Linked DNA regions of Homo sapiens: regions 1, 3, 4 and 5 are each linked to region 2. Evidence: read pairs that join two places in POLR2A ChIA-PET (ENCODE). Cell type or tissue: HepG2. All regions are shown on one strand.

Region 1 (5,000 bases), 100 kb before region 2:
GAGGCCAAGGTGGGCAGATCACAAGGTCAGGAGTTCAAGACCAGCCTGGCCAATATGGTGAAACCCTGTCTCTACTAAACATATAAAAATTAGCTGGGTGTGGTGGCACGCGCCTGTAGTCCCAGCTACTCTGGAGGCTGAGGCAGGAGAATCGCTTGAACCCGGGAGCCAGAGGTTGCAGTGAGCCGAGATCATGCCATTGCACTCCAGCCTGGGCGACAGAGTGAGACTTCATCTAAAAAAAAATTAGGCCAGGCGCGGTGGCTCACACCTGTAATCCCAGCACTTTGGGAAGCTGAGGCAGGCAGATCACAAGGTCAGGAGATCGAGACCATCCTGGCTAACACGGTGAAACCTCGTCTCTACTAAAAATACAAAAAATTAGCCAGGCGTGGTGGCGGGCGCCTGTAGTCCCAGCTACTCGGGAGGCTGAGGCAGGAGAATGGCATGAACCCGGGGGGCAGAGCTTGCAGTGAGCTGAGATCGCACCACTGCACTCCAGCCTGGGCGACAGAGCGAGACTCCGTCTCAAAAAATAAAAATAAAAAAAAAACAGAAGTACATAAGCTCTGTCCAGAGAGGTGGAGACAGCTCAAAGCACGGCCCCCCACTGGGGGCTTCCAGGTCACAGGCAGGTGACAGACAGATGGTTGCATTCTTTTGAGTTTCTGGTAGTCTTTCCAAAAGAGGCAATGGAGGCAATCATAATATGCATCTATGTCTGTAAGCAAAAGGATGACTTGAATAGAATGGGAGGCAGATTTGTCCTGAGCGGTTCCCAGCTTGAAGGGGCCCAAGATATTTTCCTTTCACATATTGAACAAGTGAAACCACAAATGAATGAACAAGCATGTGCTCACTGACAGCTCATATGCATGGTCACACAAACACAGGATCTCATGCTCACAAGACAGCAGGGCTCACACACACCCAGTCCCAGGCACTGGGTTCCACACTCACACCTACTTGCCACTGGAATTTGTGCAGAGGCTCAGATGGTCACTAAATGGGGCTTCACAAAGACACAGTCACTAACCCAGCACATATACAAAGGGTGATGACACAGCCCTGACTTCATGAACACAGTGCCTTTCAGAAACAGGTCCCTACAACAGGGATGACTTATCCACTAAGCACAATAGACCCAAGGCCTAGGGCCACAGTACTTTCAGGGGCCCACAAAATGTTTTTTTAATCAGAAGAAGAATATAAATGTAAATATATTAATAATTAATATATAATAGTGTAACCCAGACATGACCTCCTGGGCTCAAGCACTCCTCCTGCCTCAGTGTCCCAAGTAGCTGGGACTACAGGTACATACCACCATGCCCAGCTAATTTTTAATTTTTTTGTAGAGATGGGGTCTTGCTACATTGCCTAGGCTGGTCTCGAACTCCTGGGCTCAAGCAATTCTCCCACCTCAGCCTCCCAAAGTGCTAAGACTATAGCCATATATATATATATATATATATATATATATATATATATATATTTTTTTTTTTTTTTTTTTTTTTGAGATGGAGTCGCTCTCTGTCACCCAGGCTGGAGTATAGTAGCACAGTGGAGCAGTCTTGGCTCACTGCAACCTCTGCCTCCCGGGTTCAAGGGATTGTCCTGCCTCAGCCTCCCGAGTAGCTGGGATTACAGGCGCCTGCCACCACGCCCGGCTAATTTTTTGTATTTTTAGTAGAGAAGGGGTTTCACCATGTTAGCCGGGATGGTCTCGATCTCCTGACCTCGTGATCTGCCACCTCGGCTTCCCAAAGTGCTAGGATTATAGGCGTGAGCCTCCGCACCTGGCATGCCTGGCCATATTTTAAAATATTTTTTTTAAGGAGGAAAAGATCCACGAAAGTAAAGTGCCTAGGGCCCATCAATGTCAGATGCAGCCACGTGGACAAAGAACACTCCCTGAGCACAAGACACGAAAGAACCCGGTCTCCAGTGTCACAAACAGGCCTGCCCAGCAGGGTCTGCCCCTGCCCACCTCCTCCAGCCTAGGTAAGGCCACAAAGCCCTGCCCTAGTGCTGACAGCGTGGGAGGGGCCACTGTTGGCCCAGCCCCACCCCCAACCAAGATCCCTTTGCCAGGGATTCAGAGGTAGCCCTGATGCCTGGCTGGCCTGGCCTCCTAATCCAAGGCCCGCCCCTTGGCCCGCCCCTGGCCTGGGTGGGGTGACCCCCTACAAAAGCTCAGAATTTCCAGCAGCGGCTCCTTCCTCCAGGAGTCTCTGGTGCAGCTGGGGTGGAATCTGGCCAGGCCCTGCTTAGGCCCCCATCCTGGGGTCAGGAAATTTGGAGGATAAGGCCCTTCAGCCCCAAGGTCAGCAGGGACGAGCGGGCAGACTGGCGGGTGTACAGGAGGGCTGGGTTGACCTGTCCTTGGTCACTGAGGCCATTGGATCTTCCTCCAGTGGCTGCCAGGATTTCTGGTGGAAGAGACAGGAAGGCCTCCCCCCCTTGGTCGGGTCAGCCTGGGGGCTGAGGGCCTGGCTGTCAGCCACTCTTCCCAGAACATATGTCATGGCCTCAGTGGCTCATGGGGAAGCAGGGGTGGGCGAGCTTAGGCTAGAGCAAGTCCTGTGGGAGATGGCAGAGGCCTGGTCTGAGAGGCAACTCGGATGTGCCCTCCAGTGGCCATGCTCCCCTCCATGCGTCTCCCCTGCCCTCCTGGAGCCCTGCAGGTCAATGTTTAACAGAAACCAGAGCAGCGGTGGATTAATGCGCAAGGGCTCAGCCCCCCAGCCCTGAGCAGTGGGGGAATCGGAGACTTTGCAACCTGTTCTCAGCTCTGCCTCCCCTGGCCAGGTTGTCCTCGACCAGTCCCGTGCCATGGCAGCCCACCTGCTTCCCATCTGCGCCCTCTTCCTGACCTTACTCGATATGGCCCAAGGCTTTAGGGGCCCCTTGCTACCCAACCGGCCCTTCACCACCGTCTGGAATGCAAACACCCAGTGGTGCCTGGAGAGGCACGGTGTGGACGTGGATGTCAGTGTCTTCGATGTGGTAGCCAACCCAGGGCAGACCTTCCGCGGCCCTGACATGACAATTTTCTATAGCTCCCAGCTGGGCACCTACCCCTACTACACGCCCACTGGGGAGCCTGTGTTTGGTGGTCTGCCCCAGAATGCCAGCCTGATTGCCCACCTGGCCCGCACATTCCAGGACATCCTGGCTGCCATACCTGCTCCTGACTTCTCAGGGCTGGCAGTCATCGACTGGGAGGCATGGCGCCCACGCTGGGCCTTCAACTGGGACACCAAGGACATTTACCGGCAGCGCTCACGGGCACTGGTACAGGCACAGCACCCTGATTGGCCAGCTCCTCAGGTGGAGGCAGTAGCCCAGGACCAGTTCCAGGGAGCTGCACGGGCCTGGATGGCAGGCACCCTCCAGCTGGGGCGGGCACTGCGTCCTCGCGGCCTCTGGGGCTTCTATGGCTTCCCTGACTGCTACAACTATGACTTTCTAAGCCCCAACTACACCGGCCAGTGCCCATCAGGCATCCGTGCCCAAAATGACCAGCTAGGGTGGCTGTGGGGCCAGAGCCGTGCCCTCTATCCCAGCATCTACATGCCCGCAGTGCTGGAGGGCACAGGGAAGTCACAGATGTATGTGCAACACCGTGTGGCCGAGGCATTCCGTGTGGCTGTGGCTGCTGGTGACCCCAATCTGCCGGTGCTGCCCTATGTCCAGATCTTCTATGACACGACAAACCACTTTCTGCCCCTGGTGAGTCTTCTGTAACCTGCCCACCTTGTCAACCTGCCTTGTCAGATATTAGGTCCAGCCTTGGGGTACTTTAGCTTTGGGACATTTTCTTCGTTTTTTTTTTTTTGAGACAGAGTCTCACTCTGTCACCCAGGCTGGAGTGCAGTGGCACGATCTTGGCTCACTGCAAGCTCTGCCTCCCGGGTTCATGCCATTCTCCTGCCTCAGCCTCCGAGTAGCTGGGATACAGGCGCCCGCCACCACACCCAGCTAATTTTTTGTATTTTTTAGTAGAGTCAGGGTTTCACTGTGTTAGCCAGGATGGTCTCAATCTCCTGACCTCGTGATCCATCCGCCTCGGCCTCCCAAAGTGCTGGGATTACAGGCGTGAGCCACCGCGCCCGGCCCCCAACCTTGGGACATTTTCATCCATTCATTCATCCTTTTTTTTTTTTTTTTTTTGAGACGGAGTCTTGCTCTGTCACCCAGGCTGGAGTGCAGGGGCAAGATCTCAGCTCCTGCACCCTCCACCTTCCGGATTCAAGTGATTCTCCTGCCTCAGCCTCCCAAGTAGTTGGGATTACAGGCATGCCATCAACATGTCTGGCTAATTTTTGTATTTTTAGTAGAAATGGGGTTTCACCATGTTGGCCAGGCTGGTCTCGAACTCCTGACTTCAGGTGATCCTCCCACCTCAGCCTCCCAAAGTGCTGGGATTACAGGTATGAGCCACCGCGCCTGGCGCATGGGCACATCCATTGAGTGTGCACTTGGTGCCAAGTTCTGTGCCAGGCACAGGCAATTCAACATTTATTGGAATGATGTAGTCCCTGTCTGCATGGAATTCATAGGCTAGAGGAGGAAGCAGTTTGCCTCTGGTCCCATGGCCAGAGCAGCCCCAGGTGAAGGTTATGAATTATTTGTCCCATCTAATGGTGTTCCAGCAGTCTGCCACATGGTGGGAAGGAGGCCCCACAGAGCTGTGCTGTCTCCTTCCCAGGATGAGCTGGAGCACAGCCTGGGGGAGAGTGCGGCCCAGGGGGCAGCTGGAGTGGTGCTCTGGGTGAGCTGGGAAAATACAAGAACCAAGGTGAGCTTAGGCCTGGCATGAGGGTGGGGGTGGGGGAGGGGTGGGGCCATTAAGCTGACGGGGTAGACCCTGACTTACCCTTTCTACCTGCAAAGTCCTGGCTGACCAGCAGGTGAGTGCCTCAGTGCCCTGGGTGGGTCCATACATGGCCATGGTGTCCCTGACGCTATCCTCCCTTCCCACCTAGGAATCATGT
Region 2 (5,000 bases):
AAAATACCTCTTCTACCTGCCTCCCCCTTCCCAACCAGGGGTGGGGTGGGGGCGAGGGTGGGAGGGCTTCTTATATCAATTCTGTCTCCACCCCAGATATTCAGAGGAGGCTGAGGCTGGAACACAGAGGGCAGGGGCAGTGAGGTCAGGCAAGGAGTAAGGCTTGGCTTGCTTGAGCCTCACCTGGGGCCCCCCGACCATGACCCCCGTCCTTATTTAGAAGGTGTAGGAGACAGCTGTCAGCCTGTCCACAAGAAGGGGGCTGGGACTTGGTGTCCTGGGGACAGACAGGGGTTTTAGGATGGCCCCGTTCTTGGCTGGGGGCTCCTTATCCCACCCCTGCCTGCTTTCCACACAGGCCCTTGGTGCTCAGAGACGGGTGGTGGGTGTTAAGGTCCCAGGTTCCACCAGTAGGAAGCTGGGGGAGATGCTGACCTTCGGGGTGAAGTGGGGGGGTTCTCAGAACAGCTGTGCCCCTTGCTTCTCAGTCACTGGCTCTGATCCGATTAATCTCATGGCCTCTGCTGTTCCTATTCAAGCTGGTCTTCTCTGTGTCATGCCTGCCCCACTTCCCAGTGCGGGGGGAATGCCCTGAGAGGACATACCCGACCCTCCCCTGCCCTGGGCTGGGAGTCAGGACTCCAGGATTTTCTCCTGCTGACTCACAGAACCACCACAGCCAAGCCCTGGCGTACCTTGGTTTCCCTCTGTGACATGGAAATGGCTGTCTTTTCTCCTGAGGGGAATGAGTGGAGGGGAAGCTGTGAGACCGGGCAGGGGACTCAGCTCTGGCTGGCAGGGCTAGAGAGAAAGGCATTGGGATGGTGGCAACCCCTGAAAACCTCAAGCCACTCGAACTTCTGCCTTGCTGGTGGCTGGAAAATGGGAAAGGGCTGCCTTTCACTCCTGGTCTGGGGCTGATATCATCCTTAGATCAGAGCTCACTTTGACTCCCACCCTCCAAATGGGCATGGTTCTGCCATGGGACAGCCATATAGAAGAGGTGCTGACGAGGGTCTCAGGCCTGCCTCCCACCCCTCAACCTCCCACTTGCAGACACCCTGGATGCTCACAGGAGCTATCTGCAAAGGGCTGGTGGCTCCCACTGGCAGTTCTTGAGGGGCCAGGGCTGGCTCAAGGTCACCTGGGATATGGGTGTTGGGGTCCTCAATCTAGACTGGAGGAAGCAGGGGCTGACTGGGCTGGGCTGCTGTGGGAGGCCCAGAGGAGGGTATGATGTGGGGTCCCTGGGTCAGACCAGTTGTGGCCAGGCTGGGGGAGGGGCTGACTGTTTGTTGTTGCTAGGCCTGGGCCCCAGCCAGGGCAAACACAGCTCGGAGGCCTTTCCCACCACCTGCCGAATCTCCCAGCCCAGCCTGTGGTGACCGGACAGCTGGACAGCTAGGATGTGGCTCTGAGAGCTGCCGGTCGCCTTCTTCCAGAGGCTAGAGGGAATGTCCATCCAAGCAACCACAGAGTTGCAGGCGGCCCCTTGGGATGGAGAATGGGGGAAGCTTTATCCCAAGCTTCAGCCCAGCCTCCGCCTCCACTGCCCCATCTCTGAAAACGTAAACCCAGGCCTGAAAGACTGCCAGACCCATGCAGCAGAGCTCAGGGCTCCAGGACCGCTCAGATCCTCCTTCCAGGGCCCCAATAGCCCTTGGCTCTCCTTCTTCCTTTCTAGTCATGAACTCTCAGCCTCTAGCTAGGCTGCCTCTTCTCACCATGCCACCACCTCTGCTAACATGCTATCCACACAGTGCCCCAAGACCATCTCCAACAGCAATGCCCCATCTTCGCCTCCAACCTAGCCCTTCCAGAGCCCAGGATCTGTGTCCCCTGACTCCTCAGACCCCCTGCAGCTCCTGCCCCCACACCTGGCTGGCCTCCCTCATATCCGCCCACCTGCTCCCAGCAAGCCTCTTCACCTCCCCCGGGCTTGGCTGGCCACGCTGCACACGTTCCTGCTGTTCACAGAACTTGCTAGCTTTCATGCTCCTGTGCCTCTGCCCTCGTGCTTCCCAGGGCTGAAGGTTCCCTACCCTGTTCCACCTCCTTGGCAGACTCCTACTTGTCCTTCATCACCCTCATAGAGCACCTCTGAGAACCCTGCCTGAGTCACTGTGAAGAGCCAGCTAGTCCGACACTTACTGCTCTTGCTGCTCTTGTCACCCCACCCACACAGCCCCAGCCCTAGTGTCTCCAAGCGCTGTCTCCAGGTGGTCTAGATGGGAAAATGCCTGCGAGGTTGGAGGGCGCAAATCAAGGAGAGCCTGATGGCAAAGCAGCCCACAGACTTGCTCTGCGAAGGGTAAGAAAGGCACAAGCAAGGGTCAGGAGGGGAAGGGCACTGTGGATGGAGAAAGGAGCTCGGCCAGAGGGAAAGGAGCCTGGACGTAGGGCTAGCCCTGGTGGGCGGAGGGTTGCGTGCAGGGCAGCACGCTCCTTCTGGGCTCATGATCAGGGGTTTGAAATCCTCAGGAGAAGGTGGTTCTCACCCCCACACCTCAGGGTCTATTACCACACCCTAGCTGCTGACTATGCCCTGCTGTTTGGTGCCTGGGAGGCTCCTCTTTGGGCATGAACAGGGCTTTAGTATCACAACACAGTGTAGAAGTATGGAGGGGACCCATAGGCAACCCTCTTATCCAGCCCTTCCCCGGCCTGGGCCCCCAGAGCTGGTGACCTCGTGGCTAAGGCCTGGCCCCCACAGCCATGACATGCCTGCTGTCTCTCTCCTGAGATCTGGCCCCCAGCTTCTCTGGCCACTGAAGCAGCTTAATGAACCCTGGTCACATGGACTATGCTACTGCCTGAGGGGAGGGCCCAAACCCCTAGTGGCCACCCGGCCAGGCCCTGACGTCAGTGGCATTAACCATCCACCAGTCTTGTCTAATCTCTGGTCGGTGGCCGGGCCAGGTTAGTCCCGCCAGAGCCAGAGCTGAAGGCTGTGGGGGCCCTCAGGGGCACCTTGAGGTTGCAGGCCAGGCAGGGATGGTGGTGGCTAGAGGTGACCACAGTAAATGCACCACCTACAAGACTGGGGTGTGGCCACTGTGCTGACTCTGGGCCAGTGCTCTCTGATCCTCTGCCCTGGACTGTGAATCAGGCATCAGGCACCCATTGATCCTGCTCCTTAGCGTGTAATTACACTGGTATGGTGAGCAGAGCTAAGCAGGTTTCAGGCTGGGAGACTCAGGGCCCCTCCACACTTGCTGGCCATGGACAGGGCAGTTTGAGGCCAGGCAGCGTCCCCAACTCACAGGATCCAGGAGTACCGACCCTGAATCCCAGACCCCAGGGTCAGAAGCATATGTGGGGCGGGACCCCCTGGAGGGCAGGGTCCAGCCCCTGCATGTTGCTGGGGCTCTTCTGTCCCTTGCCCAGGAATGCCGGGGAGCGCCTTACCTTTCTGCCAAGACAAGGTGGCTGTGCAGAAGACCCCACTAAGTCACCTCTCCTGACAGCTTCCTCCCTCTCAAGCCTAACACTTCCAGCTCCTCAGGGCCTCCTATCCCATGCCCACTACCTCCTTCTGTCACTGCCCGCATCCCACCTCACTCTAGCAAACTGTTTGGGGAGCAGGTCCTTAGTAGAGATGAACAGCCCTGGCTCAGCCAGGCCAACAGCACCCAGCAGGGGTCTTGCACCACTGGCTAGATCGCCCCCATGCCCAGGCTTCTGAGCAGCACCAATATCACTGCCCACATGTGCACTGGACTCCCAACCCCAACCAGTGTTCTTCCTGTGCTCAGGCCTGGGTGCCCTCATGCTCCCCTTTCCAGCCTCCGACAGGCTCACAGCTCCCCACCACCTGGACATTGAGGATGATGCCTACACTTAGCTTTCTGCCCAGCACTGAGTATCAGTCGGCCTCCTGGACATCTCCCCCAAGCACTACAGGTCCTGCAAATTCAGCCCATCCAACACCCCTCCACAATACTGGCTTAGTGGGGGCGTTGCCTGTGCTTGGTCAACCGCTCAGACCCCAACCCCTGTCACTGAGCCCCTTGCCTTGTAGCCCTTGGTTTTGTCAGATAACGGAGACATAACCTATGCCTCATGGGGACCCGAGCCACACTCCTCTCCTCCTCCACACTCACACTGGTTCCAGGAAAAATATGTGCCCCTATATACATGTTTTAATGAAAAAAATATATATATATTTTTTCTTTTTTTTTCTTTCTTTTTTCTTTTCTTTTTTTCTTTTTTCTTTTCTTTTTTTTTTTTTTTTGAGACGGAGTCTTGTTCTGTCGCCCAGGCTGGAGTGCAGTGGCACGATCTTGGCTCACTGCAAGCTCCGCCTCCCGGGTTCACGCCATTCTCCTGCCTCAGCCTCCCAAGTAGCTGGGACCACAGGCACCCGCCACCACGCCTGGCTAATTTTTTGTATTTTTAGTAGAGACGGGGTTTCACTGTGTTAGCCAGGATGGTCTTGATCTCCTGACCTCGTGATCCGCCCGCCTTGGCCTCCCAAAGTGCTGGGATTACAGGCGTGAGCCACCGCACCTGGCCAAATATATATATATATATTTTAGACAGTCTCCCTCTGTCGCCCAGGCTGGAGTGCAGTGGCACAATCTCACTGCAACCTCTGCCTCCTGGCTCCAGCAATTCTCCTGCCTCAGCCTCCCTAGTAGCTGGGACTACAGGCATGTGCCACCACGCCCAGCTAATTTTTGTGTTTTCAGTAGAGATGGTGTTTCACCATGTTGGCCAGGCTGGTCTCGAGACCTCAGGTGATTCTTCCCCCTCTGCCTCCCAAAGTGCTGGGATTACAGCCATGAGCCACCACGTCCAGCCTTAATGAAAACTTTTAATAATTATTTTTTCAAGAAGCAGATTTTGAAAATGGTATTGGTTATTTTTGTCTCCATTAAACCCAGGAAAATAGAATTATAAGAAATTCTGGCCGGGCACAGTGGCTCACACCTGCAATCTCAGCACTTTGGGAGGTGAGGCGGGCAGATCACCTGAGGTCGGGAGTTCAAGACTAGCCT
Region 3 (5,000 bases), 90 kb before region 2:
AGGTCTAGGGGTCTGAGTCAGGAGGTATGGCCCTGTTCTAGGAAGGTCCCAGGAGAAGACCTTGCCTAGGGGTTGGTCCTAATCTAGGCGTTCTCAGCGGAAGGCCCTGTCCTGGAGCATCTGATGAGGGAGGCATGGCTTTGCCCTGGAAGATGTTGAGGGGTAGGGAGGCCCAGCCTTTGGAGTGCTGGCCTGAGGGGAGATATTCTGAGTGGAAGGCCTGAGAAGCCACTCAGAGACTCGATACAAAGGGGCCCTACTTGGGCTGGGTGAGTGTCTCACACCTATAATCCCAGTACTTTGGGAGCCTGAGATGGAAGGATTCCTTGAGGCCAAGAGTTCGAGACCAGCCTGGGCAACATAGTGAGACCCCAACCTCTACCAAAAAAACATTTGAGACAGAGTCTTGCTCTGTTGCCCAGGCTGGAGTGCAGTGGCACCATCTCAGCTCACTGCGGCCTTCACTTCCTGGTTCTAGTGATCCTCCCACCTAAGCCTCCTCCCGAATAGCTGGACTACAGATGCATACCACCACACCCAGCTAATTTTTATATTTTTGTAGAGATGGGGTTTTGTCATGTTGCCCAGGCTGGTATTGAACTCCTGGGCTCAAGTGATTCTCCCGCTTTTGCCTCCCAAAGTGTGGGATTACAGGTGTGAGCCACTGTGCCCAGCCTAAAAAATTATTAGCCAGGTGTTATGCACCTGTAGTCCCAGCTGCTTGGGAGGCTGAGGTGGGAGGATTACTTGATCCCAGGAGTTCAAGGCTGCAGTGAGCTATGATCATGCCACTGCACTCCAGCCTGGATGACAGAGTAAAACCCCGCCTCTAAAACCAAACCAAACTAGAGAGTCCCTACTGTAGAGTTAGAATCAGATTGTGACAGTGAACCAGAAGAGTTTCTTGAATGTGGATGTGTGCCCACATGGATCTGGCCAGCCCAGCACTGGCTTAGCAGCTCTCTGCCTCCAGGATGACCTTGTGCAGTCCATTGGTGTGAGTGCAGCACTAGGGGCAGCCGGCGTGGTGCTCTGGGGGGACCTGAGCCTCTCCAGCTCTGAGGTGATCATTGCCCCTTTGAGCCTGCCATGTAGCACATGCTGGGGTCCCAGGGTGGGGGACGGCCATGTCAAGATTATAGAGCAGGCATATTGACACATATCTTCCCTTCTCCTCAGGAGGAGTGCTGGCATCTCCATGACTACCTGGTGGACACCTTGGGCCCCTATGTGATCAATGTGACCAGGGCAGCGATGGCCTGCAGTCACCAGCGGTGCCATGGCCACGGGCGCTGTGCCCGGCGAGATCCAGGACAGATGGAAGCCTTTCTACACCTGTGGCCAGACGGCAGCCTTGGAGATTGGAAGTCCTTCAGCTGCCACTGTTACTGGGGCTGGGCTGGCCCCACCTGCCAGGAGCCCAGGCCTGGGCCTAAAGAAGCAGTATAAAGCCAGGGCCCCTGCCACTGCCTCTTCTTTTCCCTGCTGCCACTTTTCCAGTCCTGGAACTACTCTGTCCCACTCTTGCTCTATTCAGTTTACAGTCAACCCTCCCAAGCACACACCCCGCTTCCCTTGGAATCCCTGAGGGGTAGAAGGGGCCAGAAAAAACGCTTATAAAACCAGAGGCCCTCTGAGATCATGTGAGTCCTCCATGGCAAGGAAGCAGTTCCAGGGAGAGTCAGGTTCCAGCTAGTTAGGGCTGCCAGCCTAGGGCTTTGTGCCTACACCTCACTAAGCCCATGGAGAGGTCACAGATGGGCCGTGCACGGGCAGATGGGCCCCAAAAAATCTTGGCGAAGGTCGGTAAAGTGCTAAGCTGTTGTCTGCACTCTTTCATCATAAAGTCACTTTTTTCCACTGCCTGAGGTTTGGCTGTTGCTCCTGTTATCCCAAGCTCTAAGCCCTTCCCATGGTCCCCAGACCCAGGCAGGGGTAGGTCTCGTCTGGAGTGTCCCGCTGCCAAGTGCCCTGAGAAGCCAGTCCTGCCTTGGTGCTCCACTGAGGGACGCTTCGGAGTTAACCACCGTGCACTTGTTCCCGACGCGGGGCTGGGGCGCGCGCAGGGCATTGTGGGTGCATAGTTCAGCCAGCGCGTCGTCGGCTGGTGGGCCCCAGGCGTGGACTACCATTCCCATGGTGCTCTACGCGCAGCTAGCCGCCGTCGCCTGCGCGCTCAGGCCTCTGGGATTAGTAGTTTTAGCCTCGTGGATGTGGGCCTGAATCGGATGGCCTGGAACTCGCCTTCCCGGCGACCTGTTTGGCAGGGCGGGGCGCCTCGCGAAGATGGTGGCGCGCGTGGCGTGTGGCTCCCGTCGTCTGGCCAAGTCTCAGCGCAGCGCACCGGCCGGCGTCTCGTTGGCCTGGAGCCCACACCCACCGGGTCCCTGACCCCGCGCCCCCCGCGCCCGGTTCCCGGCATGCCTCGCGCCCGTAAGGGCAACACGCTCCGGAAGGGTGGTCAGCGCCGTGGAGGAGGTGAGTGGGGTGGGGGGCGCGGGACAGCTGTATGAGCGGCGGGCGGGGGTCCTGCTGGATCCCCTTGGTTGTTCTCGAGGGCCCTGGGTGGGGAACCCCCTCGGCCAGCCCCACGCAGCTTCCCATAACTCTACCGAGGCTGGCACGTGCCCCAGCAGTCATTGGCCACGTGCGTGCCCAACTTGAGCTCGCTGCCCACTGCCTGTTGGGAGTCCGCGCTCCCAGCGGTGACCCGGCCAGCCCCTCCGGGCCTCAGTTGCCTGCTGGGTGGACAAACTCACCGGACAGGGCAGGAAGCCAGTCCTCTTGCCAAACCCTGATCCTTTCCTGGACTGGTCAAGGAAGTTGGCGGGAGTCCTGGCCTGCTCCGGTGAAGAGAGGGAGGGGGCTCTGTTGGGAAGCTACCTGGTTAGGGCCTTGGCAGCTTGGCAGGCCTGACTCCACAAGGTAGCTGAGTATCCTGGAGCCTGAGGCAGTCTTGGGACTCGCTTATCAGCTTAGACCAGGAGCCTATCTTAATGCGTTAAACACATATGTTTACTCTGCTGGGATGGGGTGCCTACCACGCACAAATTTATTTATTTTTATTCTTGAGGGGGAAGGGAGGAGGGCCGGGCACAGGAAGGAGGAAAATACCTAGGCACAACTTTAAACTGGTCACCACCATGGTGGGTTTTGGGTGGGGGACATCTAATAGGGTGTGGAACATGTTCACTGAGTGGTGTCAGCCCCAGACTTAGGACTCAGGGAGGCCTGGGGGGAAGTGCTTCTGGGTGAGTCCTGAGAGGATGGAGAAGAGAGCAAGTTGTACAAAGACCTGGCAGCTGGAGGGACCCCAGCGCAGTGGAGTGAATGAGGGAAGGCTGGGCTGCTCCGGCAGGTAGAATAGTAAGATAAAATGGGAGCAGGCTGGGCGTGGTGGCTCACACCTGTAATCCCAGCACTTTGGGAGGCCAAGGCAGGCAGATCACCTGAGGCCAGGAGTTCGAGACCAGCCTGACCAACATGGAGAAACCCTATCTACTAAAAATACAAAATTAGCTGGGTGTGGTGTCGTATGCCTGTAATCCCAGCTACTCGGGAGGCTGAGGCAGGAGAATCACTGGAACCCGGGAGGCAGAGGTCGCAGTGAGCCGAGATGGCGTCATTGCACTCCAGCCTGGGCAACAAGAGCAAAACTCTGTCTCAAAAAAAAAAAAAAAAAAAAAAGGTGGCGGGGAGCAGAGGCCAGTGCGCAGGCTGGACTTTGTCCTGCAGATGAGGGGTGTGAGTAGTTCTTAGAAGTAGGGCCAGCCTGGTGATCACACCCTGTCCAAAACTCTGCCACAGCAGCCAACCTTGCCAATGTCAGCCCTTGGCCCTGGACAGACCCCACACACAGGAGTGCACCAGCCCTACTGAACTGACCCTTGGCTTTGGTTTTTCATCTCTGAGAGGGACACCATTCTATCTTTTGGGATTATGAGGTCGAGTGAGGTACCCCCAGCCATCCCTCATCAGTAGAGGCAAGTTGAGTGTCCTATTCCACCTTCTCCAGGTGCCCGGAGCAGTGCCCAAGCTGACTCGGGTTCCAGTGACGATGAGGCAGCCAGTGAGGCCCGCAGCACCGCCAGTGAATGCCCCAGCCTTCTCAGCACCACTGCAGAGGACAGCCTTGGTGAGAGCGGGTGGAAGTTTGACAGGGGCTTGGTGAGGGCTCCATGGGCTGAGGACAAGAAGCGGTGCTGACCAGGTGGCCTTGCAGGGGGGGATGTCGTGGATGAGCAGGGCCAGCAGGAAGACCTTGAGGAAAAGCTGAAGGAGTATGTGGACTGTCTCACAGACAAGAGGTACCCCTGGCTGCCAGCCAACTCCTACACCCAGCTCCAAGTGTGATCAAGGGAGGGCTGGCCCATATGACCCCCCTTCTCGACCTCCCCCAGTGCCAAGACCCGGCAGGGTGCTCTTGAGAGCCTGCGCCTGGCCCTAGCGTCCCGCCTACTCCCCGACTTCTTGCTGGAGCGCCGCCTCACGCTAGCCGATGCCCTGGAAAAGTGCCTCAAGAAAGGTTGGACCTGGGGGTGTGTGGGAGACTTAAACTGGGCAGACACTGGCCCTTGCTGCATGGGCTGACTGGAAAGCATCCCACAGGGAAGGGCGAGGAACAAGCCCTGGCTGCTGCTGTGCTAGGCCTGCTCTGCGTGCAGCTGGGCCCTGGACCTAAGGGTGAGGAGCTGTTTCACAGCCTGCAGCCTCTGCTGGTCTCTGTGCTCAGTGACAGCACAGCTAGCCCTGCTGCCCGGCTCCACGTGAGTGTGCCTGTGCCCCATGAAACCCTTCCTGCACCTTATCCCTCAGCAGAGTGGTGGGTTCCCCCTATCTTCAGCCTCCTTTACTCTGAGGGGAGTGAGCTCCAGGGCTGGGAACCCAGGTTCACCCGCTGACCGTGGCATTGCATTGCCCTTCTCCCAACAGTGTGCTTCTGCCCTTGGCCTGGGCTGCTACGTGGCTGCCGCTGACATCCAGGTGAGGGGTCTTTGGGC
Region 4 (5,000 bases), 69 kb before region 2:
GATATGGGGGCTTGATAGGCAGCCCTCCATGCCCAGCCTCTGGGAACATGGAGGGGGATGGGGACAGAACCCTGCCCTGAGAATTAGAGAGGAGATCAGCCTTGCCCTAGGAAGTCAGAGGCGGGAAACAAGCCTTGTCTTATGATGGAAACGTTTTCCCACCCATAACTAAAGGAAGAAACCACATTCACCAAGAAGACCCCAGGCCAAGTTCTCAAACCCTTGAGGCTTTGAAGTGGGTTGTAGCAGAAGTCCCTGGGCTACGAACCATGCCTGGCCGCGGGTAGGGGACGCGACCCTGGTATGACACCCACTGGTGCATGGGCCCCTCCTTGTGTGCAAAGGGTCCCAAGAAGGCCCGGCGCACGTCGTTCATGCTGTACACGCACACCGCAGAGCCCTGGAAGATGCTGCTGGAGGCGAAGACCAGGGCGAGGTGAGGGGCCGGGTGGAGCCCAGCGGCCCGCCCCGGGCGCTCCCTACCTCCTGCCCCTCACCTGGACGTGGAGAAGACGGCATAGAGCAGCGGGGTCCGGTGGTCCCGCGAGGACAACAGAAACACATCCTCTGCGGGGAAGGGGCCTAGCTGGGGTAGGGCGCACAGCCCCGCTGCGGCGGGGGCTCCCGGAGTCTGCGCCGCTGCCCCCCTCCCCAACCCCATACCCACTCCCGCACTCACGGAGCTGATCGAAGTGGGTGTCGCCCTCGACGCCGGGCACCGAGCACACCAGCCGCGCCTTCAGGAACGTCGTCCACTTGTTGACCAGGCTGCGCTGGCCGCCCACGTCGTTCTGCCGGGACGATCAAAGGGGATGAGGGCGAGACCAGGGCAGGCAAAGGGGTAGGGGCAGGGTCGCCGGGTGTGGCCCAGGGACTCCTCACCCGGCAGATCTGGCCAACGCGGGACACGGACAGGCGTCCCAGTGCCGGCGCCGCCTCTACCGCCGTCTCACGAAAGAAGAAGTAGATTTTGTCGTCGTCTGGGTTCTCGCTCTCCGGGATCCAAAATACCTTGACAAACTTGGGCTCTGACCGCGGCAGGAGGCATGGGTCAGCGGGTCCTGGCCTTGCCTCCTGATGCGAGACCCACGCGCTGCTTCCCCTTCCCGTAGTGCGGGCACAGCACCCGGGATCACAGTGTCTGACCACCCAACCTCTAGCACCATGTCCAGTTGGCGCTCTGCGCGGACCGAATCCAAAGGATCAGGGCCTGCGAGGCAAGAAGCAGCCGCGAGGGGGCAGCAGAGACCGTGGCTACCTGGGGGCGCAGGCGTGAAGCCCGGCTAGCCTCCGATCTCGCCCCACACGTCGCCCAGCACCTTAGGCTGGGGTAGGAGGGAGATGAGGTAATCTGGTTTCACCTTCACTCATGAATCTTCCTCTCTAGCATAACCAGATGCTCCCCACTCCTGCTTCAAATCCTTCTGCTGGGTCCCATTGCTCTTTATTATTATTATTATTATTATTATTTGTTTATTTATTTATTTTTTGAGACAGTCTCGCTCTGTCGCCCAGGCTGGAGTGCTCGATCTCGGCTCACTGCAACCTCAGCCTCCCAAGTAGCTGAGATTACAGTCAGAGCCTACCACCACACCTGGCTTTTTTTTTTTTTTTTGAGACGAAGTCTCGCTCTATTGCCCAGGCTGGAATGCAGTGGCACAGTCTCCATTCACTGCAACCTCCGCCTCCTAGGTTCAAGCGATTCTCCTGCCTCAGCCTCCTGAGTAGCTGGGATTACAGATGCACACCATCATGCCGGACTAATTTTTGTATATTTAGTAGAGACGGGGTTACACCATGTTGGCCAGGCTGGTCTCAAATGCCTGAACTCAGGTGATCCGCCCGCCTCAGCCTCCCAAAGTGCTGGGATTACAGGTGCACACCACTGCACCCGGCCAATTTTTGTATTTTTTAGTAGAGACAGGGTTTCACCATGTTGGCCAGGCTAGTCTCAAACTCCTGGCCTCAAGCGATTTGCCTGCCTCCGCCTCCCAAAGTGCTGAGATTACAGGTGTGAGCCACTGTGCCCACCAGCCCATAGCCCTTATTTAATTTTTATTTGATTTAGAGACAGGGTCTGCTCTGTCCTGCAGTGGCAGCATCATGGCTCACTGCAGCCTCCAACTCCTGGGCTCAAGTGATCCTTCCATCTCAGCCTCCTGACTAGCCAGGACTACAGGTGTGTGCATGCCACTGCCCCCAGCTAATTTTATTTTATTTTTTGTCTTGCTTTGTAGCCCAGGCTGGTATGAAACTCCTGTCTTCAAGCAATCTGTCTGCCTCAGCCTCCCAAAGTGCTGGGATTACAGGTGCAAGCCATTGTGCCCAGCCCCCATGACTCTTAGAATAAATGACTCTGGCCCCTGACAGTCCAGGCCCCCTTTTCATTGCTAGCTCTGCAAGTCTATTCCTTTGCTTGTTCTTGCATCCAGGCCTTTGCACTAGTTGCTCCCTCTGCCTGGAATGCTCCCTCTGCCTGGAATGCTCATCCCTAAATTTTGCTGGCTAGCTGTCTTGTGCTTGGGAATTAGCTCATACTCCCCTCAGCACAGCGGCTTCCTTTACCCAACCCCCTCCAGCCACCCAGTCTCCTTTTCCCTTCCTCCCTTGTCTCTCTCTGGCCTCAAGGCCATTGGACTTGATCTTATCATGTATGTGATCTGTGAACTCAAAGAGGTCACGGTCATACCTGTCTTGTCTGTCTCTGTGACGCCAGTGCCTGATTAAGGAGGGTATTTGGTAAGACCTGGCCACACCCACTGCTCACTTACTTTATGGGCCTTGCTTGGCACCTGCCCTGTGGGAGGGTGACGACCTCTACCCACCAACCCCACCAGCCTCTCACCATTGAGCCAGCGGGAGTCGTGTGGCTCTGTTCGGAGACTTGGACGTTGCCCTAGGCTGCGAAAGATGGTAAAGTCTCGTCCCATGAGGTCTGCTGCCACCCCTGAGTATAGCTCCTCCCCTGCAGACAGAGCAAGGGCCACTCAGGCAAATGGAGGGCTCTTGGGGCAGGAGGGCCTGGGGAGCTCTGGGAGTGAGTGAGGTTATGGGGGATTCCCTGGAGCTCTTGGGGGTCTTGGGACTTTGTGAGGTTCTAGAGTTTCTAAGGGGTTCTCTTGGGGCCTTAGCCCTTGGACTCACCCACCAGCACGGAGGCAGCCCGATGCCTGGGGTCATAAGGACTCTTCCCCTTGCCATCCTCTATCCTTCCTGGGTCCAGCCGGAGGACGGGCTCCTGGGAGGTGTGGCAAGTTGTGACTACCAGGCCCTTCTTACCCTCCTGACCTCCCTCCCTGCCTAGATCCGGCCTTACCTCTGCCCGGTGGCCCACTTCCACAAAGGCACAGGTTGGGTGGAAGGCTCCCGTGCCACAGGCCAGCAAATGGGTGCGGTTGTAGGCATGCAGCAACTTCACGAAGTTCATGCACTCAGTCTAGTAGGGTTGGAGGTGTGAGGCTTCCCCCAGGGACGTAGCCTTAAGAGGTCCCAGCTCACCAGTGGCATCCTCACCCCTCCCTCTCTTCGGCATCAGCCCAGGCAAGTACTAACATGGGCTACAGGGACCTGGGGGCCCTTGCTGACCAGCCCAGGCCTCACGAGGGTGGGTGTCTGGGGAAGCACAGGCCTGCAAAGCCTCCCATGACTCAGAGGCACCCCAGAAGAATTACACGAGCCCCCACCCTGACTCACCACCCCCAGACCTCAGCCACCTCGACCTCCCTGCCCTCATCCCAGCCAGAACAGGCAGGCCTCTGTTTTAGCCCTGCCCTGTCTCTGGGGTGAGGGGCTGACCCTCCCCACTCCCGGCCCGGGCAGCTGGCACTCACACCAATGTCCTTCCCTGCCCAGTTGCACTCCTCTCGCCATTCCACAGGGGCCGGCCAGGCCAGCTATCGGGAGGTTGGGGGAGAGGGGACACAGGTCAGGAACTTGGGATATTCTCTACCTCAGGGAGCCATTCCTCTGGGTCTCTCCAGGCTGGAGTGGGGTCCCAGGGCTCCTTCCCTGGGGAGTGCTGGGGTTGGGAGTCCCTGGCACCTTCTTGGCCCGCTTGCTGATGTTGTCCAGGTTGAGGGAGGCCACATGGTTCTCGGCACCCACAAACAGGCGTCCACGCTCCTCATCCACCAGCAAGGCCTGGTAGCAGCAGGTTCGCTCCAGGCTGAAAGTCTGGAGACCATGCCAGGCCTGGAGCTCTGCAGGGCAGGACACTGCTGATGACTCGCCAGCCATGCTGGAAGCCTCCCCCAGGTCCTGCCTGGTGGTGACTCTATCGGCCAAGGTTGCCATTAGGACCTGGCCTGTACACATGTGAGTTTACATGTGTGTGAGTTTACACACGCAAACCCAAGCCCACCCAGGTGCACGTGTGGAGCTGCCAGGGTAGGTGGTACATCCCCCCAGGAAGAGGAAGGCAGGTTGAACTTGGGCATGCTCAGACAGGTGGTGTCTCCAGGCGGGCGCACTGGGAGGCAAGGCTTATGGACACCAGAGTCCTGGGGGAGACTGGCATGCAGGGATGGCCAGAACCCCAACTCCCAAAAGTCAGGCTGAGAGTTCCTTTCCTGCCACTCCACCACCAGCCTGAGCTCAGCAGAACTGCCTATTCACTGCCACTGCCCAGGGGCCACCCTCCTATACAGGAGGCATGAGAAGGGGGCTCTGACTTCCCTGTTGCTCTGCTGAAGGAGTATCGCCTTGTTGGGGGTACTGAACGGAACAGAGACAAGGTCTGTTGCTGTGGGGACAGGAGGGGTCTTCCTGAGAAAGCACGAAGAGAATGTGGGCAGAGGCTGGGGGCTGAGGCCCGGACAGGGTTAACTGGAGGTGGCCTGAGAGTGCCCACTAATCCTACCAGAGTCTGGTGACAGGCACGCACATGGGGCAACAGCCAACACAGAGCCCCCTGGCCATACGGGGACCCTTTCCTGCCCACCTCAAGCTGGGCCCTCCCGCCTGCCAGGTGCACCTACCTTGGAAGGAGAGCCGAAGGCGTG
Region 5 (5,000 bases), 58 kb before region 2:
CACTGGAGAACCCAGGACCCAGCAGAGGACAGGCACAGGGAGGCGGGAGATGGTGTGCCCGCAGGAAGCCCTTCCACCTTCCTAGGCATGCTGAGTCTCCACGGGGTTGGAAGACGGATGGAGAAAGGACACCCCTTAACCCTGTCCCAGTCCCCCAGGCCTTGATGACCCTGACCTCAGTAAGGTCAGAAAGCAGAAGGCAGTGGGATGAGATGTCAAACTCTGATTTTTCTCCCAGCCAAGATCACCAGGGACTGTGGGGCTGCATCTCTGGCAAGGGGAGAAAAGGACCCATGGCCTTGACTTCTGCTCCTCTTGGATATTAGTGCCCATCACCGTGTGACTGAGGGCTGAGTGGCTTGCAGGCATGGACATATTTGCTGCCACACAGCTGCATACATACCCCAGCTGACTGGAGGCCATCCCCCTGGGTGATGAGAGGTGCTGCCTTCCCTCTGGTAGTCCATGGTAGAGATGAGGACCGCTAGGATCTTTTGTTTTTAAGAGACGGGGTCTTGCTATGTTGCCCAGGCTGGTCTCAAACTTTTGGCCTCAAGTGATCCTCCTGCCTTGGCCTCCAAAAGTGCTGGGATTAAGGCATGAGCCACTACATCCAGTCAGGGTCTCCTTTTATTTATTTTTTTGAGATGGAGTCTCGCTCAGCCACCTAGGCTAGAGTGCAGTGGCACAATCTTGGCTCACTGCAACCACCGTCTCCTGGGTTCAAGTGATTCTCCTGTTTCAGCCTCCTGAGTAGCTGGGATTACAGGCACCCGTCATCATGCCCAGCTAATTTTTGTATTTTAGTAGAGACGGGGTTTCACCATGTTGGCCAGGCTGGTCTTGAACTCCTGATCTCAAGTGATCCGCCCACCTTGGCCTCCCAAAGTGCTAGGATTACAGGCGTGAGCCACCACACCCAGCCCCAGGGTCTCTTTTTAGGGCAGCAGACACAGAGATTGGGGTCAGTTTTGGGGAGTGGGGCCAGACCCAGAACTCAGCCAAACAATACTGTAGTCTTGTCCTTGCCTCCTCCCTGACTCCCTGACTCCTAGGGTTGCTAGGACTTGGCTGGCTATGCCACTGACCAGGCAGCTGGAGTCAGGGCTTGTATTCTCTACTCAACTGGTTTGCCACTCAGTTTGGGTGGGGTGGGGTGAAATGATTCTGGGGAACTGAGAGGACTAAGTTTTCCTGACATCAGAAGCCATGGGGCTCCCTGGAACATGGGACTTCTTCCAGGCCTTGGCAGCCCCTGCAGCCTCGGTGATCCCTGCTGTAACCCTGGAGAGGGCCCTTTCCCCCTTCTGCACCTGGCATCTAGGTCTGCACCTACCTGCTGGGACAGGGGGTGGTACAGGGGGGGTGTCTAGGCCTGGGGAACTACCGAGGCAGCCTGCCTGGCTCCTCCTCACTGAGTTTCCCTCTACTCTCCTCTCTCAGGCCTCTCTGACTCTGAAAGCTTGCCTCTCTCTTCCTAGCTGCTCCCCCACCCCCCAAATGGGTTAAAAATACCAAAGTTCCCACCACATCAGTAGCCGGAGCAATTATTTCAAGTGGGCCAGGCCCTCTGGGAGGCAGATCAACTTCATGGCAGTCTCCACAGGCTGGAGACAACTCACCCCACGCTGGGAGCATGAGCCTGGGTCCCTGCCCAGCTCTGCATGTCCTGCTAAGGGTCCTGGGCCTCACAGCTGCAGTTCTCCATGCGTGGAGACAGAAAGATGGGGCTTCTTAGGCTGGGAGGGCTCTGGGGATGCAGCGCCAGGGAGCATTGAATTTCTGGTGCTCCTCACCCAACTGCTCCTGAGGGTTGATGAATGGTTGAGGTCCAGCCTGGGACAGCTCCAGGCAGCAGGGGATGCCCAGGAACCAACCTCATGGAGTCCCTTCAGTTGGGGTGCAGGACACCTGGGCAGCCCCTTCCTGCCTGCAGCCCCCCATGGCTGGGAATTTCCCAACCACCAAACACAAGGCTGAATTGACAGGCCGCCTCCACCAGTGCTGGGACAATGGAGCCTTATGCCCTGGAAATCTGAGCCTGGGTGGGAGGCCGGGGCAGGTGGAGGCCTAGCTGTCTGCACTCAGGGAAGCCCTGCCCCCAGGATCCCACCCAGACCCACTGCCAAGACGGCACCAGGGCAATCCTGTCAAGGCCCCGCATGGCCCACCCAGGGAGGGAGGCACTGGGTGAGTTAGGCAGACAATGCCAGGCCCTCAATGGTCCCTCTGTGCAGGGTTCCCCCTCAGGACAGAAGGAAGGAACCATCTCCCGCCCGCTTCCTGCTGGGCGGGCATCGGGGCTCTGGCGCTCCTGCTCGCACATCTGCGGCTCAGCGGGGTCCAGGCCTGGGCCTCTGAAAGAAGGCGGGGACCTGGGTTGGGCGCAGGATCCTGTTCTCCGTGTCGTCGGCCCTCGCAGGCAGGGGCAGCAGGAAAGGCCCGAGGAACTGGGGCGGGGACCGGGCCTGGGGGGCGCCGATGTCCTTCCGACCGGGCGGCAGCAGCCTTTCATCTCCTGCCAGTGCCGGCGGCCGAAGCTACGGGGCACTGGCAGGTGTGCGGGGACGGGGTCCCGGGTCTCTGGCTCAACCCTCCAACCCTCCCTCCCTCCCCGCCTCCGCGGCGCCGACCCCGGCCCGCCCTCTGCCCAGGCCGCTCTGTCCTGGGGCGGCCGCGGAGCCGTCGCCGCCTCACAAAGCTGCCTTTGTGTCCAGCGGCCTCCGCGGGACCCGCTGACGTCAGCCTCTGTGACCAGCCAGGCAGGGCAGAGCACGGGCGGCGGCGCCCCCTGGCGGCCGGAGGCGGATGCGCCAACGCCGGAGCCCCACCCAGTCGAGGCCAGCCTTTCCGCGAGCCCGCCCCCACACGTTCAGGCCGCGGCTGCCCCCGGGAGAAGGTCCAGGCGCCTCGATGGCACTCAGGGCCCGCCCCACAAGCATCACCAGCCTTGCCATCTGCAATTCCCTTCCCCAGAAACGCGCGGGCCCTTCCCACAGCCTCATGGAGCCTTCCATCTTCAGAGTCAATGATCTGCAGCTCTCCAGGCCCAGCCTGGGGCAACCATCACATGGTAGTATGGCCACCTGTCACTACCCTTCAGGTTTGGCGGCGGCCCTCTGGGGCAGGGAACTTTCTGAATATGTCTTAAGGCCCCTACTGGCCTTTTTAGTCAAGCCAGGACTGCATGCGGCCCACCTGGCTGTGTGGCCTTGGCAACGGACACTCTCAGGCCTTGGTACCTAAGTCGGAAGTCACTTTCTCCTTCCGCGCTAGAGAGGCCGGCCACCCCTCCTGCTCCAGGTGTGGAAGAGCACCTTACAACAGCTCCCTTAGAAGCCTGCCCAGCTGCCCGAGACCCAAGGCTGCAGAGTACTGGAAGGGCGGGGACACACGGGCCCCACATGTATGCTGCCTAGTCCAGGTGGGAGAAATGAAGCTCAGAGCGTGGGGCTCCAGGACGGCCCGGAAAGCTGAGTCAGGGCCCTGACTCAGGTTGAGGACTGAGGTTAGGACCACCATCACCTTGGCACACCTTAGCCCAGGCCTCTGCCCCTGGGAGAGAATACCCATCAGTTCTCGGTATTTTTTTTCTTTCTACATTTTATTATTTCAAACCAGGTGAACAATTCCATAAAACATGTGAAAAAAGCAAGGAAGTGTTCAACGCTGAAGGCCCCGGGCCTGGGACAAGGGCATGAGGGGCGTGGCCCCCCAGCAGGCAGCGGCGGTTCCTAGGTTAGCGCTAGGGAGCTACATTTTAGGTTAATAGAGCCTGGGGCCAGGGCCGCTGGGGCAGGGCCCTCAGTGACGTTGGCAGTTGTCTGGAACAGCCCTTGGAACCCAATTCTGTGGAGGGCAGGGCAGGGGTGCCGCTCGCACGGGGGCGGCCAGCAGAGGGACGGGTGTAAACACGCAGACACACTCAAGGCACGGAGTCACTTGGAAGGGGGGCTGGGGGGGGGCTTGCTGGTCAGGATCTGACAGTTTTAAATAGTTTTTCTCTAAAAAGTTTTCTAGATTTGCAGTTTTTTTTTTTTCCTTTACTTTCATTTTTTTAAAAAGCTACGAGAATGAGCAGGTGGACTGTGGTTTCCAGGAATGGTGGCGTCTCACGCTTCTTGTGCTTTTTCCTTTGGGGCCTCCGAGCGGCTGGGGTTGGGGGACTGGGCAGGAGGCTCCCTGTAAACATTTGGACTTGGGCTGGGGCAGGGGCTGGTGTTGGGCAAAGCTGGGGGTCCAGGCTGGAGAAGCAGGGGCCCCTCCAGACGCAGCCTTGGGAGACTCAGCATGTGCCCCCCTCCCCTCATCACAGAACAAGACAATGGTTAAAAACCAGAACAGATGCCCAGAAGGGGGTACCATGGCCATTACCAGCATCTCAGACAAGGGCAGGCTTCAAACAGGGAGGCCTGTGGCAACCCCTCCCCTACGTCTGGAGCTGAGGGGACAGGGGGAGCTGAGAACAAAGAGAGGAAAGAGGAGAAAAGCGGCGGGGGAACAGGCGGGGAGCGTGATCTTCTTGCCCCCATCTTCCTCAGGGGTTGGGGGGTACAAAGTCGGCGGTGGCCCTGGAGGTGGGGGAAAGCAGAGCATGGATCGGGAAGCAGCCAGGGCGTGCCTCTCTCCCGCCTCCCTAGACAATGACCCTTCTCTATTTTTCCTACCCATTTGTTACCAGGGACACAGTTGCCGCCCAGGAGCCAGTTTCTGTTGCTGGGTTACGTGGGGGAGGGGAGTCTGTGGCACTGGGAGAGTCATCCCCACCTCCACCAGGGCCAGTGGGGCCAGCCTAAGCCCGGGACGCTCAGACAAGTCAGAGGGCAAGAGCTGGAGGTGCACATGGAGCTGGTGGTAGTGGGCAGCAGGGCTGGGCTCCGCTGGCATGCAGCTTCCGGCAGGCTGGGCCAATGGCCTGGTGGGTGAGGAGGTGAGATTTCTCCAGGGAACATCAGGATGGCCTCTGGTTCTGTCCCAGGGCAAGGCCAGGCCCTTCTGTC

Evidence for each region. Peaks named below come from ENCODE experiments on the same cell type or tissue, not always from the same donor. Only the 100,000 strongest peaks of a DNase experiment are listed, where the experiment ranks them.
Region 1: POLR2A ChIA-PET joins it to region 2 with 10 read pairs; 9 of 35 experiments call an interaction of 5 or more read pairs at or near these places.
Region 3: POLR2A ChIA-PET joins it to region 2 with 15 read pairs; 9 of 35 experiments call an interaction of 5 or more read pairs at or near these places.
Region 4: POLR2A ChIA-PET joins it to region 2 with 23 read pairs; 10 of 35 experiments call an interaction of 5 or more read pairs at or near these places.
Region 5: POLR2A ChIA-PET joins it to region 2 with 11 read pairs; 12 of 35 experiments call an interaction of 5 or more read pairs at or near these places.

What each region holds. Positions count from the first base shown.
Region 1 is chr3:50,300,792-50,305,791 of GRCh38, reverse strand. It overlaps HYAL1 (hyaluronidase 1), which reads left to right and starts at 2,218. Exons shown (of 4, transcript NM_033159.4): 1 at 2,218-2,326; 2 at 2,812-3,735; 3 at 4,715-4,804; 4 at 4,992-5,000. The coding sequence starts at 2,836. RefSeq lists enhancers at 1,813-1,982, 1,800-2,734. In HepG2, a CTCF peak has its summit at 2,640 (motif pointing left); DNase peaks (open chromatin) are centred at 1,047, 2,111 and 2,641; H3K4me3 peaks cover 2,260 bases.
Region 2 is chr3:50,199,879-50,204,878 of GRCh38, reverse strand. No RefSeq gene overlaps it. Among named protein-coding and RNA genes, the nearest start is that of SLC38A3, 2.9 kb to the left of the region's middle. In HepG2, no CTCF peak of the experiment used is centred here; DNase peaks (open chromatin) are centred at 1,318 and 2,828; H3K4me3 peaks cover 1,740 bases.
Region 3 is chr3:50,289,695-50,294,694 of GRCh38, reverse strand. IFRD2 (interferon related developmental regulator 2) reads left to right here and starts at 2,266. Exons shown (of 12, transcript NM_006764.5): 1 at 2,266-2,478; 2 at 4,016-4,135; 3 at 4,223-4,307; 4 at 4,401-4,525; 5 at 4,609-4,766; 6 at 4,933-4,983. The coding sequence starts at 2,421. It overlaps HYAL3 (hyaluronidase 3), which reads left to right. Exons shown (of 4, transcript NM_003549.4): 3 at 974-1,063; 4 at 1,180-1,863. The coding sequence ends at 1,449. RefSeq lists enhancers at 832-1,387, 1,778-1,967 and a silencer at 2,348-2,557. In HepG2, no CTCF peak of the experiment used is centred here; a DNase peak (open chromatin) is centred at 2,174; H3K4me3 peaks cover 1,770 bases.
Region 4 is chr3:50,269,326-50,274,325 of GRCh38, reverse strand. It overlaps SEMA3B (semaphorin 3B), which reads right to left. Exons shown (of 17, transcript NM_001290060.2): 1 at 4,977-5,000; 2 at 4,042-4,199; 3 at 3,831-3,893; 4 at 3,317-3,436; 5 at 3,145-3,238; 6 at 2,846-2,965; 7 at 883-1,028; 8 at 680-791; 9 at 498-567; 10 at 269-413. It overlaps MIR6872 (microRNA 6872), which reads right to left and starts at 1,090; the gene lies at 1,029-1,090. RefSeq lists enhancers at 450-973, 952-1,151. In HepG2, a CTCF peak has its summit at 1,247 (motif pointing right); DNase peaks (open chromatin) are centred at 1,255 and 2,685; H3K4me3 peaks cover 2,776 bases.
Region 5 is chr3:50,257,939-50,262,938 of GRCh38, reverse strand. GNAI2 (G protein subunit alpha i2) reads right to left here. Exons shown (of 9, transcript NM_002070.4): 9 at 3,577-4,571. LINC03143 (long intergenic non-protein coding RNA 3143) reads right to left here and starts at 2,713. Exons shown (of 1, transcript NR_198941.1): 1 at 1-2,713. It also overlaps a transcript of SEMA3B not described here. RefSeq lists enhancers at 1,206-1,710, 2,233-2,332, 2,218-2,723 and a silencer at 2,503-2,922. In HepG2, CTCF peaks have their summits at 2,792 (motif pointing left) and 3,887 (motif pointing right); DNase peaks (open chromatin) are centred at 2,058 and 2,498; H3K4me3 peaks cover 1,850 bases.